Linked DNA regions of Homo sapiens: all the other regions are linked to region 1. Evidence: chromatin loops called from intact Hi-C (ENCODE). Cell type or tissue: endothelial cell of umbilical vein. All regions are shown on one strand. Each heading gives the region's core, and the rest is flanking DNA. Links, peaks and the distances in the headings are about the cores only.

Evidence for each region. Hi-C counts contacts between places; a loop is a spot of excess contacts. Peaks named below come from ENCODE experiments on the same cell type or tissue, not always from the same donor. Only the 100,000 strongest peaks of a DNase experiment are listed, where the experiment ranks them.
Region 2: it touches region 1 in a loop (18-fold over the local background); 55 of 110 quality-filtered maps call a loop at or near these places.
Region 3: a loop joins it to region 1, with 18 times the contacts of the local background. A loop is called at or near these places in 16 of 110 quality-filtered maps.

What each region holds. Positions count from the first base shown.
Region 1 is chr13:41,648,650-41,657,218 of GRCh38, reverse strand. All of the region lies in intron 37 of VWA8 (von Willebrand factor A domain containing 8), which reads left to right. Among named protein-coding and RNA genes, the nearest start is that of MIR5006, 85 kb to the right of the region's middle. In endothelial cell of umbilical vein, for the core only: a CTCF peak has its summit at 4,256; a DNase peak (open chromatin) is centred at 4,278; H3K27ac peaks cover 1,339 bases.
Region 2 is chr13:41,425,406-41,430,405 of GRCh38, reverse strand. No RefSeq gene overlaps it. Among named protein-coding and RNA genes, the nearest start is that of RGCC, 30 kb to the left of the region's middle. In endothelial cell of umbilical vein, for the core only: a CTCF peak has its summit at 2,065; no DNase peak of the experiment used is centred there; H3K4me3 peaks cover 575 bases.
Region 3 is chr13:41,072,260-41,077,259 of GRCh38, reverse strand. It overlaps WBP4 (WW domain binding protein 4), which reads right to left. Exons shown (of 10, transcript NM_007187.5): 7 at 4,403-4,478; 8 at 1,023-1,216. Among named protein-coding and RNA genes, the nearest start is that of WBP4, 13 kb to the right of the region's middle. In endothelial cell of umbilical vein, for the core only: a CTCF peak has its summit at 2,000 (motif pointing left); a DNase peak (open chromatin) is centred at 1,999; H3K27ac peaks cover 551 bases.

The DNA of each region.
Region 1 (8,569 bases), core at 1,698-6,697:
ACAGTCGTTCTCCATCAGGTGGCAAAGATGGTCCTGGTAGCACTGGGTAATACATATGGTTCTTCCAGCTGGCAACCTCAGCCAAAGGGGCATGTCTCTCCGTGTAATTTCAGCAGAAGTCCTCAGGAGTGCTTAAATAGGCTGGTGAGGTCACATGCCCTGAACCCATCACTGTGGCCAAAGGGATGGCATACTTTGATTGGTCAGACCTGGGCCATGTCTCCACCCCTAGAGTTTGGAATGAGAAGGGACTGAATCAGTCACACCTGAAACATGAAGTTAGGAAATAAGGATGGGAGGGGAGCACCCCAGAAGAAATGCTGGATGAACAACACGCATGACCATGTGATTTTTATTTTTATTTTTATTTTTTAGTGGTTTTGACAGCAAGAGCCAGCTCCTTCCAAGTGATAGCTAATGATCTTTCCTCTAAGTTAGGACTTCTTGGAGTCCGGGACTTCAGATTTACTTGAATTGTCAGATTTATTGTTTTGCACTCAACAAGACAATCATGAAGCATGATCCTTACCTAATATATGGTAATTAGGCCAATGGTGATATAGTATCCATTAATTTTATCTTCCATTTAATTCCTTGGATGAATAGCTCAGAAATATATACTTGGTTTTCTAATTATACAGAGAGCAGAAATAAATACTCTCTAGTCCAGTCTAATTCATATGAGACTTTCCAGTTGCTGGGGTTCTGAATGAAATTCGTCAAGTCTTCCTTGACAGTGTTCTGGTAGCATAACAGTGGGAATCCCCTTACCCCCCAAGAAAAAGAGCTCACTCATATTGGATAATTTTTATTATTTTTTTCTTCGGGATGTTTGTTTTAAGAGGGGAATACAAAGCTGTTGAAGGGCCTACATTTCACGTTGCTGGTGAGGGCTGAATAATCCTTTCCATAAAGAACATCTGTAGAACCCTCGTAGGAAAATCTGAAACTTAAATAGGTTTTGCACAAGCCAAAGAGGAAAGTGCTGCATTTGATTGTAAGTCATCATTCCCTCAACTGCTCTGCCTTCATATTTACATATAAGTCATTACTCAGAAAGAGAAAAATCTGACACAATATCGGAAACAAGTTCATGTGTTCCAGTCTGCTTCGGGTTACTCTCAACAATCTGTAAGGACTATTTCACAGCAGTAAATAGTCGCCATTATTGTAATTATGACTCCCTTAGTCTTAAAATAACAATGTTTCTTCTTTTGTAGCCCATAATTATTTCGAAGTTTAAAAATCAGATGTACATCTCTTTTGTGCCTCTGGTTTGATGGTAGGGAAGGCCTCTGACTGCTTTCAAGATAAAACAGGAACATACTTTAAGATTCTGAATATAGCTCCTTCTCACCTAAGCCCAGCTCAAGAAATATTTAGATAGATAGATAGACTATACAAATGTATTTTCAATACTTATTTATATAATATGGCTTCTCTAAAATTGCAATAGCATTTCCTTTACAGGACAGGTCTTGATTCTTCAACCTCTGAGGAAGATATCACTAATATCTTCTAATCTTTGGCGAGTTTAAAAGGAGCATATGTTCACCAAGGGCACTTGCTGATAAAAATAATAGGAAAAAAAACTCATTCCATCACCAGAGTCTTAAATCCAAACTCTATAATTTCTGTCCCCAGATATAATGTAACCATTTTTTCATAAAATATAATTACATTGTTAAAACCTTTTACTTTCTCTCTCTCTCTCTCTCTCTCTCTCTCTGTCTCTCTGTATGTGTGGATATATATTATATATCTACATTATTTTTCGTGAACCACTTAAATGTGAGTTGTAGACATGATGCCCCATTACCTCTAAATACTGGCTGGGCGTGGTGGCTCACGCCTGTAATTCCAGCACTTTGGGAGGCTGAAGTGGGCGGATCAACTGACGTCAGGAGTTTGAGACCAGCCTGGCCAACATGGCGAAACCCCATCTCTCCTAAAATATAAAAATTAGCTGAGCATGGTAGCACATGCCTGTAATCCCAGCTACTAGAGAGGCTGAGGCAGGAGAATTGCTTGAACCCAGGGGGCGGAGGTTGCAGTGAGCCAAGAGCATGCCGCTGCACTCCATCTTGGGCCACGAGCGAGACTCTGTCTCAAAAAAAAAAAAAAAAAATTTCAGTTTTTCCTCACAAGAGCATTCTCCTAACGTAACCAACAACACAGACCTCAAAATCAGGAAGTTAACATTGATATAGCATTAATGTGTAACCCACAGACCTTATTCAAATTTCAGATGTCTCAATAACATCCTTTATAGAAAAAGGAAGCAATTGCAGATCATGTATTACATTTACTTTACATGTCTCTTTGGTGTCTTTCAATCTGAACAGTTCCTCATCTTTCCTTGACTTTCATGACCTTGACATTTTTGAAGACTTATAGGCCAGTGATTTTGTAGAACATCCCTCAGTCTGGGTTCATCTGATGTTTTCTGTTTTTAGATCCAGCTTACGCATCATTGGCAGGAACATCACAATAATGCTGTGTTCTCAATGTGTCCTGTTAGATCAGGAGTCCCCAGTGCCCCAGGCCCACACAGCAAGAAGTGAGGAGCTGGCAGGTGATCATCATCACCAGAGTGCTGTCTCCTGTCAGACCAGCAGCTCGCCAGCAGCAGTAGATTCTCACAGGAGCGTGAACCCTCTTGTGTGAACTGTGCATGCGAGGAATGTAAATTGTGTCCTCCTTATGAGAATCTAATGCCTGATGATCTGACGTGGAACAGTTTTATCCTGAAACCATTCCCTCTACCCTGTCCCTGGAAAAATTGTTCCACGAAACCAGGTCCTGGGGCCAAAAATGTTGGGGACTGCTCTACTAGGTGACACATGATGTCAATTTGTCCCATTGCTGGTGATGTTAACTTTGAACATTTGGTTAGGGTGATGTCTCCACTGTGACATTACTATTTTTTCCTTTATAATGTGTTTTGTGGGCATATATTTGAAGATGATGTGAATCTTGTTTCATCAAACTTTCATCCATTAATTTTATCATCTGTTCATGATTCTTGCTTGAATCAGTTATTATCACTATAGTTGCAAAGTGGTGATTTTTCTGATTCCAGTATTCCTTTGACATTTATTAGTTGGCATTCTAAGGTAACAGAGTGTGTTCTCTTCTCCCTTTGTGTGTGTGTTTGTTTTTATGAGTCAATTTTTGTTTTTGTTGCAATTGCTTTTGGGGACCTAGTCATAAATTCTTTGCCAAGGCTGATGTCCAGAATGGTATTTCCTAGTTTTCTTCTAGGTTGTTATAGTTTTAGGTCTTAGATTTAAGTCTTTAATCCATTTTGAGTTTATTTCTGTATGTAGTAAAAGGAAGAGGTCCAGTTTCAATCTTCTGCATACGGCCAGCTACTTATCCCAGCACCACTTATTGAGTAGAGTTCTTTCCCCATTGCTTGTTTTTGTTGACTTTGTCGAGAATCATATGGCTATAGGTGGGCAACTTTGTTTCTGGGTTCTCTATTCTGTTCCATTGGTCTATGTGTCTGTTTTTGTACCAGTATGGTGCTGTTTTGGTTACTGTAGCCTTGTAGTATAGTTTGAAGTTGGATAATTTGATGCCTCCAGCTTTGTTCTTTTTACTTAGGATTGCTTTGGCTATTCAGGCTCTTTTTTTGGTTCCATATGAATTGTAAAATAGTTTTTTCTAATTCTATGAAGAATGCCAATGGTAGTTTGATAGGAATAGTATTGAATCTATAAATTGCTTTGGGCAGTGTGGCCATTTTAACAATACTGATTCTTCCTATCCATGAGCATAGAATGTTTTTCTATTTGTCTGCGTTATCTCTGATTTCTTTCAGCAGTATTTTGTAGTTCTGTAATTTGTAGAAATCTTTTATCTCGCTGATTAGCTGTATTCTTAGGTATTTTATTCTGTTTGTGGCTATTGTGAATGGGATTGTGTTCTTGATTTGGCCTTCAGCTTGGACGTTACTGGTATATAGAAATACTACTGATTTTTTTACATTAATTTATAACAGGCAGTTTTATTGTGAACAAGCCCTAAGGAAAACATCCATTATAATCTATCAATCTCATTAAAGATTTGGTCAGAGATAGACAAGTAATCTTTGCTCTGTGCAATGGCTAGGACCTAAAATAATGTAATTATAGTGAATTTGTATTATGTTATTTGACATCTATCTATCTTGTTACATTTAACCATTAACTTTAAATAGCTCCAGATTTTTCTTGTTTGTTTGACTGGAATTATTATTTCCACTGACCACAGGAGGGTGTCGGTGAGCTTAGAACAGGAGTATTTCAAATAAATACTGGAACTTCAACAACTAATGACAAATTCTTGTCATTTCACTATATTTGGAAGTTGTAATATAAAAGCATCGTCACTAGGCTAGCCAGAAATCTTGAGTCAATGTCCTTTCTATCAGAAGATCTTTTGGCTATCAAATGAAAGGCTTTTATGAAAGAATTCAGAAATTTTAGTGAGGTATTGTAGCACAGAGAAATTTCCTCTGACTAAAAATTAAGAAACCCAAATCCTCTTTCTGGTTCCATCACTAGTTGGTTTTAAGTAGTCATTTCACCTCTCTGGGCCTTAATTTCTTTTTTTTTATAAAATAAGGTAGATTGTAAGCTCATCCTTCAGGTCCTTCCACAAAAGGCAACAATGAATACAGGGTCTAAAACTAAAAGATACACATCAAAGAACTTCTCCATTGTAGTGATTCTTCTTTTAATTAACTGCTGAGTATGTGCTAGCTGCTTCTGATACATTCTCTCACATGATCATTACAACCACCATTTCAGGTGTATATATTATTGCTCCCATTCTGAGGTTGGGAGTAAGTAATTTGTCCAGGCTCACTCTGCTAACAAAGAACAAAGCTGAGATTTCAGCCTAGGTTTATCTAACTCAGAAGCCCGTGTTTGTATGCCTCTTCCCCATGTGGCTTCCCTAGGACCAAAAGATTAGTTTTAATGGAAGTTGTGCCCTTAGAGAAGAAAACAGATGTCTCTGCTTAGTAGAATTTAGACTAAATGCTTATAGGTGCCAGACAGGCAATGTGGATGGGGACACAGGCCAGGAGGGTCTCAGGTGAACAGGAAGTTGTGCCCCATATAGGAAGGCAGTCACTACCTAGCTGTTGCCATGTGAGAATCTGGCCCCAATTTGGCCTTATCCTCCCATTTTCAAGAGAAGACCAAAATCTAGATTTTTAAGTGAAATCTCATTAATTTGAAATTTTAGCAGCAAATTCAGAATGTTTCACACTGGGAGTAATGACAGTACACACATTTGTGGGATGGCAGGACCTGCTGATATCTCTTTTCTCACACCAGGGTGGAGCAGGATTGAGAAATGAAGCCCCATTCTCTTCCAGGCTTTCCTGTGTTGCTAAATTTGCTTACAAGCTCTAGAAGAGTCCCTTAGGTTCCCTAAGCAATTAAAACAGGGACTGGCAAATTGCACCACCTTTTTCTGTAGGCCCACAAACTAAGATTTTTTTGGAAAAAAAACTTTAACAGTTGGAAAAAATCAGTTGATAAAAATAATTATATTTCATGGCATATGAAAATTTTATGAAATTCAAATTTTGGTGTCCATAAAGTTTTATTGAAACACAGCTACACTCATTCATTTATGTATTGTCTGTGTCTGCTTTTGCACTACAAAGGCACAGTTGAGTAGTTGCAACAAAGACCATATGGCCTGTAAAGCCTAAAATATTTACTACGTGGCTTTTTATAGAAAAGTTTGCCAACTCCTGGTTTGGAATACAAAAGCCAAAAAGATGGGCAGTCTACCTCTGCTTTCTACACTATTATATTCTCACTCTAAGATAATTTTTTTAAATGGAATCTCCTGAAATCAGAGGGAAGGAAAGGGGGAAAATAAAGGAGATACTGTCCAAAGCAATTTACAGATACAATGCTATTCCTGTCAAACTACCAATGTCATTTTTCACAAAATTAGGAAAAGCTATTTTACAATTTGTATGGAACCAAAAGAGAGCCTCAATAGTCAAAGCAATCCTCAATCCTTTCCCCATTGCTTTTTTTTTTGTTGGCTTTGTCAAAGATCAGATGGCTGTAGGTGTGTGGCTTTGTTTCTGGCTTCTCTCACATGTTCCATTGGTCTATGTATCTGTTTTTGTACCAGTACCATGTTGTTTTGGTTTCTGTTTATATTTATTACGCATTTTATGAGTGACAAAGCAAAATCCTCTGGTTGTAAGAATGAGAAGAATGAAGCTAAAGCAGTGTCCACACACCCCTTAAATATGCCTTATCAGACCCCACACCTTCACTCACATTGGCCCCTGCCTGGAATGCCCATACACACTCCTGTGTCTCTTCCTTTAAGGCTGCATGCCAATGTCTCCCTAAGCCCTCCTTGGATGCAGCCTGTCTACCCTCAGCAAAACACATCCCTCCCTCCTCGGCATCCCTATGCCTTGATCATGCTGTGATCTCTGACTTTGACATGTGTCAGAAGGGCAAGTTCCCCCAGAGCAGAGTGTATGTCCCACTTAGGCTGGCACCCCCAGCACCCACCTAGGAGCCTGACACCTGGTCAGATTTCAATAAATTCTTGATGAATCAGTAAATCAGTAAATGGATGTACAATTAATTTGGCTATTTAAAGCTTTTACGAGGTCCCTCAGAGGGATGATAAAACTGGAGAATCCTTTGGAGTTTTCCAGGCTGAGCCTTTTGTATCTGTAAATGAGCTCACTCTTCACTAGTGACTATTGCCTAGGTTGGCAAAGAATCAAATAGGGATCAATCCCACCCTGGTTCATGTTTCTACGCTTGTTAGTTTGTGGCTATGGAATAAACACCTCTGAGCCAGGTAGCCAAAACCAAGTTTGATTCCAAGTTCTATCCAGTGATCTTAGGCTATCATTTAACCTCTCTGAAGCTCCATTTCCCCATCTGTAAAATAGAACTGACTATAGCAGCTACCTCACAGGATTGTTGTAAAACCCAAATGAGATAACATGTTCAAGCATTTTGTGAACTGTAAAGTAGTATATAAGTATACAATATTATTATTTATGATAATAAATCTGTACAATAATAGAAAGATTATAGATTTCTCCTATTATCTATTATAGATTAAAGATTATATGGTGAACTAATTTTAAAATTTATAAAGAGCTACCGAATTAACTTTAAAATTTAGAAAACTTGTTGAGTATGTATAATGACCCTTTGAAGGGGAGGGGCTAATACTAGGTTCATAACTTAACGTAAATTACAATGAACAATCCAAGGAATTAGATTATTTCCCGTCCCAGCCAGCTTTGTAAAGGCACAACACGTGTTGCAGTGATCACTTAAATTTGTACCTAACTTGTGCAAGCTACCCCTGGTGGTGGAATGCTGCCCTTCTCAGAGTGAGGCTGAATGTGGGCCTAAAGTATCCAGCATATTTTCTTCCAACTCTGAAATTCTGTGGCTTAGGTCTTGTTACTAGAAGTGAATTCTGTTTCACCATTACCAGATATTATAAAGTTAGAGGTGCATTTCAGTAGAAAAAAATAACATTCTCCCCTCACCCCCCAGCAATAAACCTTTGGAAATGAAAAAACAATCAACTTGTGATGAATACTAACAGTACTAAACAAAAATGATCAATACTCAAAATACTAATGGAAAAATCTACTCTAATCAAAATGATTCACAAAGAAACACGAAGTAAAACTACCTCACCAGAAATACAGATAATATTATTATCTGCCTGACTATAATTCATATATTATTCATCTAATACAGCAAATAAACCTATTTATTCCTTTGCATTTTACTATAGGACATATTCTTGTCATTAAATAATTACTAGTGTTCATTTTACAATTATTAAAACTAGGAGGTTTGTAAAGAGTAAAACTTTAAAGTAGGAAAAGTTAAATATTTATTTTAGCTAACTGATATCTCATAATTCCTTTTGGTTTAAAATATTAATATTCCTTTTTTGTAATCATAATGAAATCTGTTTAAAGAAATCTACTGCCCTATGTTTTTGTTGTTGTTATTGTTGTTGAGACAGAGTGTCCCCCATCACCCAGGCTGGACTGCAGTGGCGCAATCTCAGCTCACTGCAACTCCGCCTCCCGGGTTCAAGTGATTCTCGTGCCTCAGCCTCCCAAGTAGCTGGGATTACAGGCACCCCCCCACCACGCCCAGCTACTTTTTGGATTTTTAGTAGAGACGAGGTTTCACCATGTTGGCCAAGCTGGTATCGAACTCCTGGCCTCATGTGATCCACCCGCCTTGGCCTCCCAAAATGCTGGGATTACAGGCATGAGCCACCGTACTCAGCCCCTATAAGTTTTAAATTCTTAGGCTAAATGGAAACCATTAGCCTAATATTTTAAACTATCTCTTAAAGCATTTCTTTATTCCTGAAGACTCTAAGCATAAATGATGCTGCTTATAATTTATGACATTAATTGCCTTTAGCAGTACCGTGCTTCTATGTGTTATTGTTGCTATTATGAAGGTAATTATAATTGTATGTCTCCTGAGAAGATGAAAAAGTTTTTGTAGGTCTGTATGTAAAGTATTTGAAGAAA
Region 2 (5,000 bases), core at 1-5,000, 230 kb after region 1:
GTAACATCCCCCGAGGATATAACGAATACTATCAGAGGGTCTACATGCATTGTGGCCTTAGTACTAACATCTCTTTAGGATATTACGAATAATATCACAGGGTGTACAGGCATTGTGACATTAGTAGTAACATCCCGCTGGGATATGACGAGTCATATCACAGGGTGTACACCCCCGTGACAATAGTAGCAACATTCCCCTAGAATATTAGGAATCATATCACAGGAGGTACAGCCCCTGTGATTTATGAGTAACATGTCTATAGAATATTACAAGTCATATCACTGTGTGACTCTGTGTACACCCCGTGTGACTTTAGGAGTAACATCCCACAAAACTATGATGAAAAATATCACAGGGTGAACACCCCCTGTGACCTGAGGAATAACGTAGTTTCAGGATATTGTGAATGATGTGACAAGGTGTACACACCCTGTGACGTTAGGAGCAATATCCGTCGGGGATGTTAGGAAGAATATCACACGGAACACACCCCCTGTGACATTAGGATATGACAAATAATATCACAAGGTGTACATGCATCGTGACATTAGTGCTAATATTCCTCTGGTACACTATGAATAATATCACAGGGTGTACATCCCTGTGACATTAGGAGTAACATCCCCCTAGAATAGTAAGAATAATAACACGGGGTGTACACCCCCTGTGACATGAGGAGTATCATCTCGCTAGAATATTACAAATAATGTCACAGGGTGTTATCGTCTCTGCCAATAGGAGTAGAGACCCCTGGGAAATTGTGAATACTATCACAGGGTGCACAGCCCTGTGACATTAGGAGTAACATCTTTCTAGAATATCACAAATAATATCACAATGTGTACACCCCCTGTGTCATTAAAAGTAAAATTGCCCTAGGATATTAGGAAATAGAACACAGGGAGTACACCCCGTGTGACATTAGAAGTAACATCCCCCCAGGATATAGCGAATAACATCAGAGAATGTACCTGCGTTGGGACATGAGTAGTAACATCTCTTCAGGAAAATACGAATAATATCAAAGGGTGTACACGCTTTGTGAAATGAGCAGTAAACTCCTGCTACAATATTAGGAATTTTATGACAGGGTCTACACGCCCTGTGACATTAGCAGTAACGTTTTCCTAGAAGATTACAAAGAATATTAAAGGGTGTACATGACCTGTGAATTACGAGCAACATTTCCATAGCATGTTGCACGTAACATCACTGTGTGTACACGCCGTGTGACATTAGGGGTAACACCCCACAAAATTATAACGAATAATTTCACAAGGTGTGCACCCTCTGTGACATTAAAAGTAACATTTCCCTGGAATATGACGACAATATCACAAAGTGTACACCCTCTGTGTTATGAGGAGTGACATCTTATGAGCATAATACGAATAATTTGACAAGGTGTACAAACCCTGTGACATAAGGGGTGACATCCCTCTAGGACATTATGAATACTATGAAAAGGAACATACCCCGTGTCACAATAAAAGCAACCTCCACTTAGGAGAATAAGAATAACACCACAAGGTGTACACACAATGTGACATTATTATTAAGGTGAAGCTAGGATATTGGGAATAACTTCACAGGGTACAGAGTCCTGTGACGTCAGGTTTAACATTCCCCTACAAAATTACGAACAATATTGAAGGGTGTGTACCCCAGCGACTGTAGCAGCCGCATCTTGCTACAAGATGGAAGATAATGTCCCAGGGTGTGAACCGAGGATGGCAGTACAGAAAGAATCCTAGGACAAATCGGGGAGTAATATCACCCCCCTCTCACCCCCTGGATATTACGATCTACATCGCAGGGGGTCGGGAGCTCCCCTCGATGCGGGCAGGAATATCACCCCCCTCTTCCCCCTGGAAACGAGGATCCACACGGTATGGGGGCGGGAGCCTCCACGATTCGGGGAGTAATATCACCCCCCACTAACCCCATCGATATGACGATCCACATGGGAGGGGGGCTGGCGCTCCCCCGTATTCGGGGAGTAATATCACCCCCACACCCCCCGGACACGACGATCCACATCGCAGGGCGGAGGGCGACCCCACCAGGCGGGTAGTAATAGCACACTATCTCCCACCCTAGATACGACGGTCCTCATTGCAAGGGGGCGGGTGCCCCCCGCGACGCGGGGAGTAATACCACACCCGTCTCTCACCCTGGATATGACGATCCAAATTGGAGGGGAAGGGGCGCCCCCCGCGACGCGGGGAGTCATATCACCCCCCTCTCGAACACTGGATATAGCGATCCACATCGCACCGGGGGGCGAGGCGCCCCCCGCGATGCGGGGAGTAAGAGCCAGCCCCTCTTGCCCCCCTGGCTCTTTTAGGACCCCCATCGCAGGGGGGCGAGGCGCCCCCCGCGATGCGGGGAGTAAGAGCCAGCCCCTCTTGCCCCCCTGGCTCTTAGGATCCGCGGTGGACTCACAGCCTCTTTACCAGATTATGAGTAATATCATCTCCCCCTCTGGAGATTGTGAACTGTTTCCCAGACGGGTGGACACCCTCGGTGTACCGAGGGTGTCCACCCGTGTGTATTGGGGGTAATATCATCCTCTTCCTCCGTGGATATTAAGAACAGTATCACACAGGGGTTTCTACTCCCTGGGATATCGCGTGTCAGAACCTCCTCTCCCACGTGGCAGTTAGAAACAATATCAGTGAGGGCGTGTCCACCTTCTGTGATATTGAAAGTAATATCATCTTCTTCCCTCCAGGATCATGGGAACAATATCCCTGGGGTGTGTCCACTTTCTGCCATATATGTAGTCCTATCACCCCCTCCGCCTTGGAATATTATTAAGGACCATCTCACACGGTGGTGTACACTTCCTGCGATATTGGCAGTAATATCAACCTCTCGGCCTCTGAATATTAGGAAGAATATCACAGGGTGGGTGTGCACCTCCTGCTCTATTATGGAGAGTCATATCTATCTATTATGGGGAGTAATATCATCCTCTCCCTTTCAGGATATTAATAACAATTTCAAAGGCTGGGTGAACACAGCCTGCGATGCTGGAATTATTATCATCCTCTCCCCTCGGGATACCAGGGGCAATATCACAGAAGAGGTGTGCACTCCCTGCGATATTGGGAGTAATATCATACGCTTCTTCCGTGAATATTAGGAGCGATATCACCGAGTGGCTGTACCTTGATTGCTATGTTGGCAGTCATGTCATACTCTACCCACTTGGTATTAGGATCGGTGTCACAGGGTGAGTGTACACCTACTGCGATATGAAAACTAATATCATGCTCTCCATCCCTGGATATTAGGAACACTATCACAGGTAGGTGTACACCCCCTGCTGTATTAGCAGTAATAATACTATGAATTATTAAACATCAGTCTTCTTAATAATTATCAATAGTAATATTAATTAATAGTATAACGTTATTAATCGTTAATGATTATTTTCAAGACATGATTATGCATGATTAAAATTAATTATTAATATTAATGTCACTCTTAATATTAGTTATTAATCTTAATATTAATTATTGTTTTATTACCAACATCACTTATGATTGATTGAAGTAACATTAATTACTGATATCATTATTTTATTATTAATAGTGATATTGCTATTAATTATTAATAGTAACCGTTAATATTTTTCATCCCTACTAAGTTTTACTGTCTCTACTGTAATTATCGATGATTACTATTAATTGTTATTATATTTATTAATATTAATAATTAATATAACTTTTCCCGATATCCCTGGGGGAGAGGTTATTACTCCCAATATCGCAGAAAGTGTACACCCCTCTATGATGTTACTCCTAATAGCCAGGGGGTAGAGGATGACATTATTGAAAATAGGGCAGTGGGTATACATCCCTTCGGTCATCTTGTTCCTAATACCCTGGGTGGGAGCCGATGATATGACTCCCAATATCGCAGGGGGCGGAGACCTCCCCCGTGATACTGTCCCTAACATCCAAAGGTGGAGAGGATGATATAACACACCTCCTGCGATACGGGGAGTAAGAGCCAGCCCTTCTCCCCTCCTGGCTCTTAGGAGCCCCATCGCAGGCGGGTGAGGCCCCCTACCGCGGTACGGGGAGTAAGAGCCAGCCCCTACCCTCCCCTGGCTCTTAGGACCCCCATCGCAAGGGGGTGAGGTCCCCGCGATGCGGGGAGCCATATCACCCCCCTCTCCCCCCCTGGATATGAGGATTCACATCGCAGGGGGGCGGGCGCCACCGGCGTTGCGGGGAGTCATATCACCCCCCCTCCCCCCCTGGATACGACGATCCACGATGGTCACACAGCGTGTTCACGTTATTGCCAGTAATATCTTCTCTGCCTCTGGAAATTACCAACTATGTCACAGACGGGCACACATCCTCTGCACTCTTTGGAGTAATAGCATCCTCTTTCCCCTTGATATTAAGAACAATATCACAGGAGTGTTTTTACCCCTGGGGGCATTCCGTGTAGTATCATCCTCTCCCACGTTGAAATTAGGAACAATATCACTGGGGGCGTGTCCACCCCTTGCGATATTGAAAGTAACATCATCCTCTTCTCTCCAGGATTATGGGAACCATATCACTGGGGTGGTGTACACTTTCTGCGGTATTGGGAGTAAGATCATCCTCTCCGCCTTGGAATATTAAGGACCATATCACAGTGGGGCTGTACACACCCTGTGCTATTAAGAAGAATATTATCCTCCCTTGCCCTGCACATTGGAAAAAATATCACAGAGTGGGTGTACACGTCCTGCGATGGGGGGATGATATCATCTTCTCTTCTTCGGGATAATAGCAACAATAGTACACGGGTTTGTACACTTTCTGTGATATTGGGAGTAATATCAACCTCTCCGCCTTTGAATATTAAGAACAATATCACAGACTGGATGTACACCCCCTGCCATATTGGGAGTATTATCAGCCTCTCCTCTCCGTGGATATTAGGAATAATATCCCAGGATGGGTGTACACCTCCTGCTGTGTGGGGAG
Region 3 (5,000 bases), core at 1-5,000, 580 kb after region 1:
CTGAATTTTAACAAATGCTTTTTATCTATTGAGCTGATTATATGGTTGTTTTTAATTGTTTATGTGGTGAATCACATTTATTGATTTGCATACTTTGAACCATCCTTTCATCCCTGGAATAAAGCATCCCTTTATCATGGTGTATTAATCTTTCTGATGTACTGCTGGATTCAGTTTGCCAGTATTTTGTTGAAGGTTTTTGCATCTATGTTCAGCAGGGTTATTGGCCTGTATTTTTTTGTTGTTGTTGTTGGAACACATTCATTTTGACGAAAATAAATTAATCATTTCTATCCTAAGTTGGATACTGGATTACCTAAATCTGGCTGGCTATAATCATTGTGAGATGGCAATTACAACGAAGGCTTTGCTGCTGCTCCTCTGTAAACTGCACATAACCCTTACTCTAAGTTCCATCAAGATTTGTGAAGTTGGTAGAGAAACTGCAGGCAATGACAAGATCCTAGGTGTAACTAGGTATTTAGGAACTCTGATTTTCCTACATTTCTCAGGCCAACAATCGCAACCATTGCTCAATGCTAATAATGTGTCTCCTCTGCTTTGACTCATGGGCTCCTGAGTGTTCCCGGTTTTATTTATCCAGTTGCCAAAATATGTCTTAATTTCTATGTTCTATCAGAAGACTTAAGGTCTGTAGAGCTTTTCAAAAATTGATGTCAGCTGGGCGTGGTGACGCACGCCTGTAATCCCAGCACTTTGGGACGCCGAGGCAAGTAGATCACGAGGTCAGGAGATCAAGACCATCCTGGTTATTAACATGGTAAAACCCTGTCTCTACTAACAATAAAAAAAATTAGCCGGGTTTGGTGGCACACACCTGTAGTCCCAGCTACTCGGGAGGCTGAGGCAGGAGAATTGCTTGAACCCGGAAGGTGGAGGTTACAGTGAGCCAAGACAGTGCCACTGTACTCCAGCCTGGGGACAGAACAAGACTCCATCTCAAAAAAAAAAAAAAAAAAAAAAAAAAAATTTGATGTGAAGAGTAAAATTTAAAAACCTACCTTAAACTTTATTTTTGGCTTTTCTGTCTCTGTAGAGACCCCTCCTTCTTCTGCTTCCTGTTCCCCATCAGAATCACTATGCGAATCTGATGATTTGGATTCATCTAGGGTGCCAAGTGAATTTTCATTGACCTTACTAGAAGGCAGATCACTAGTGTGTGGAATGAAATCATCAGGTTTCTCCCATCTGGATTCTGCTCAACACATTTTAAAGTCATGTTATTTAGTTATTAATTCTATTCAGATGTAATTTCAACATAACATTTATCACTTACAATTATTAAATGACAATACTGTATGTATTTCATACTATCTCTTGATCAAGAAGATAACAGAGTTCTCAAACCTCTTGCTCTTGTATCTTTCAGAAATTGATTTCAAACAGCCCGGATTTACTAGATGTGTAAACTATAACTCCAATGGAATGAGAGACCTAAGAACTGGGTGATATTTCTAACGGTTCACAATTTATCTGACACCAATTTCAGGAAACGTATTGATAATGAGCAAACAAGAGATTTCCTGAAACTTGCTTATCACAGAGATTTCCTTTCCTGGCCCCAGTGTGCTGGCTTATGCTTGTAATTCCAACACTTTGAAAAGGCGAGGTAGGAGGATTGCTTGAACTCAGGAGTGTGAGACCAGCCCGGGCAACATAGCGAGAACCTGTCTCTACAAACAATTAAAAAGTTAGCAGGCATCATGCCATATTCCTGCAGTACCCACTACTCAGGAGGCTGAGGCGGGAAGACTGCTTGAGCCCAGGAAATAGAGGCTGCAGTGAATCATGATTGTGCCACTGCACTCCAGTCTGGGGGACAGAGCAAGACCTTGTCTCAATTTAAAAAAAGAAAAAATTCCTAAGATTTTCATGGAGTGAAATTACATTGTGAAGCACTAAGTGAATATTAAATTCTCATTTTTATTATGGTGGTTTGGTGGGTGGGGGGGCAGCAATGGGAATCTCAATTGACTGAACTCTACTGCCATCCAGTGGTTCATTGGGCTTTTAGTAAAACAATAATATTTCTAATTACCTTGTAATTAATTCCCTACTTTCAACTGGGAGAGTTTTAAGAGTGAAAGGGGCTGCCGTTAGTAATTATTCTGGTCCAGGAATAAACCAAAATCATTCAAGGCAAACCAATATATACAGCACCTTAATTAATACAGAGTTCTTGGCAGGATTAATGAAAAAACATTACTTTTCCTAATCCACATTTCACACAAGTTAACAATAGAACTTTCAAGAATTTATTTATTTTATTTTTATTTATTTATTTGGCGTGATCTCAGCTCACTGTAACCTCCACCTCCCCGGTTCAAGCGATTCTCCTGCTTCAGCCTCCCGAGTAACTGGGACCACAGGCAAGCGCCACCACGCCCAGCTAGGTTTTGTATTTTTAGTAGAGACAGGATTTCACCACGTTGCCCAGGCTGGTCACGAGCTCCTGACCTCAAGTGATCCGCCTGCCTCAACTTCCCAAAGTTCTAGGACTACAGGTGTGAACCACCACGCCAGTTCAGGGAGTAATTTATTTAGCACCTACTATGTGCCAAGCACTGTTATTGGAACTTTATGACATATGACATTCATGACCTTACAGAGCATGCATGTTTATTCTATTTCACTGAAGAGTGACTATAGGCTCAGTAACACCCACAGTCACATTGCTGGTAAGGAAAGAAGCTGTGCATTGAACTCAGATCTGTCTAACTCTAAAGCTATATTATATCACTATACTATTTTATATGTATAAAAATCCCAACCTTCAATTGTACTGGAATATAAACATTGCTATAACTGGGCAGGCTAAATATCTACTTGGAGGTTAAAAGGGCCTTTTCTTCCTAAAAGATTTAATGCTATGCAATGAGCTAATGATAACAGGAATTAAAAAAACAAAAACAAGCCTCTCCTAAAGTTACATTAATGTTATAGCTGTTCTGATAAATTCAACTGTTTATGATGTTAAATTAGATGAAACATTAATTTGAAAGTTTTAGGGCCGGGCGCGGTGGCTCACGCCTGTAATCCCAGCACTTTGGGAGGCCGAGGCGGGCGGATCACGAGGTCAGGAGATCGAGACCATCCTGACTAACATGGTGAAACCCCGTCTCTACTAAAAATACAAAAAATTAGCCTGGCGAAGTGGCTGGTGCCTGTAGTCCCAGCTACTTGGGAGGCTGAGGCAGGAGAATGGCATGAACCCCAGGGGGCAGAGCCTGCAGTGAGCCGAGATTGTGCCACTGCACTCCAGCCTGGACGATAGCAAGACTCCGTCTCAAAAAAAAAAAAAAAGTTTTAGATAACAATTAGTATTTATGCATGCTTCGTAAGTATTTATGCAACTGAAACATTGTTAAATTTTCACTTTTACTAATTTGTTAGACACTACTAAATAGCTTCAGTTTTATTTTTTATTTTATTTTGAGACAGTCTTGCTCTGTCGCCCAGACTGGAGTGCAGTGGTGCGATCTTGGCTCACTGCAACCTCTACCTCCTGGGTTCAAGTGATTCTCTGCCTCAGCCTCCTGAGTAGCTGGGACTACAGGTGCCCACCACCACGCCCGGGTAATTTTTTAGTAGAGAAGGGGTTTCACCATGTTGGTCAGGCTGGTCTCGAACTCCTGACCTCAGATGATCTGCCCGCCTTGGCCTTCCAAACTGCTGAGATTACAGGCGTGAGCCACCGCGCCTAGCCTACTTTTTTTTTTTTTTTTGAGACAGAGTTTTGCTCTTGTTGCCCAGGCTGGAGTGCAATGGCACGATCTCGGGTCACTGCAACCTCCGCCTCCCAGGTACAAGATTCTCCTGTCTCAGCCTCCCAAGTAGCTTGGATTACAGGCATGTGCCACCACACCCGGCTAATTTGTTTGTATTTAACAGAGACAGGGTTTCACCATGTTGGTCAGGTTGGTCGCTTAACTCCTGACCTCAGGTGATCCACCTGTCTTGGCCTCCCAAACTGCTGGGATTACAGGCATGTGCCACTGTGCCCGGCCACAGTTTTATTTTTAAAAAGGAAAAGGCAAGTTGAGCCAGATGATCTCTAAGCTACCTTCCAAGGTAATGACTATATTTCTAAAATAATTATAAAAATAGTAATGTCAGAGAAAGCTAAAATGATTCTATTTTTAAGTTTGTGAATGCAATATCAACTGAGAATAACATTGGTGAACAGCACAACATAATACGAATATAAATCTTTTTGCTTTTCCACTGTATTGTTTTTAAATTACAAAAAATAATTCATGTTTACTACACAAATATGTTTATTGTATACTAAAATTTCCAAGTTCAGATGATTAATCAGCAGGCCAATAAGCAGTTCCAGGTACAATTTTAAACAGTTAAGATAATCAAAGGTAATACTTACCTCCTGTTTCTGTATTATAGTAATAGGTAAAACCATCTTCACTTAAACCTTCTACCCAAACGGTCTTCACTGCTGTCTAATAGGAGGAAAAAAACCCAGCATAAACTAAGGATAACCATGATTTTCTATTGAATAACTCAGACAGTCAGCCACCCTTGCCTCTCCTCCTGACACCTGGTGATATCATCTCGATCTGCATCCCCACCCAAATCTCATGTAGACTTGTAATCCTCCAAGTTGGAGATGGGGCCTTGTGGGAGGTGACTGCATCACAGGGGTGGTTTCTCATGGTTTCAACACCATCCACCTTTGGTGCTGTTGTTGAAATAGTGAGCAAGCTACCCTGAGATCTGGTCATTGAAAAGTGTGTGGCACCTCCCTTTGCTCCTGGTCTGGCCATGTAAGATGTGACTGTTTTCCCTTGGCCTTCTGCTATGATTGTAAGTTTCCTGAAGCCTCTCCAGAAGCTCATGCCACCATGCTTCCTGTACAGCCTGCATAACTGTGAGTCAATTAAACCTCTTTTCTTGATAAATTACCTAGTTTCAGAAGTATTTCTTTATAGCAATGCAAGAACTGACTAATACACCTGGGTATT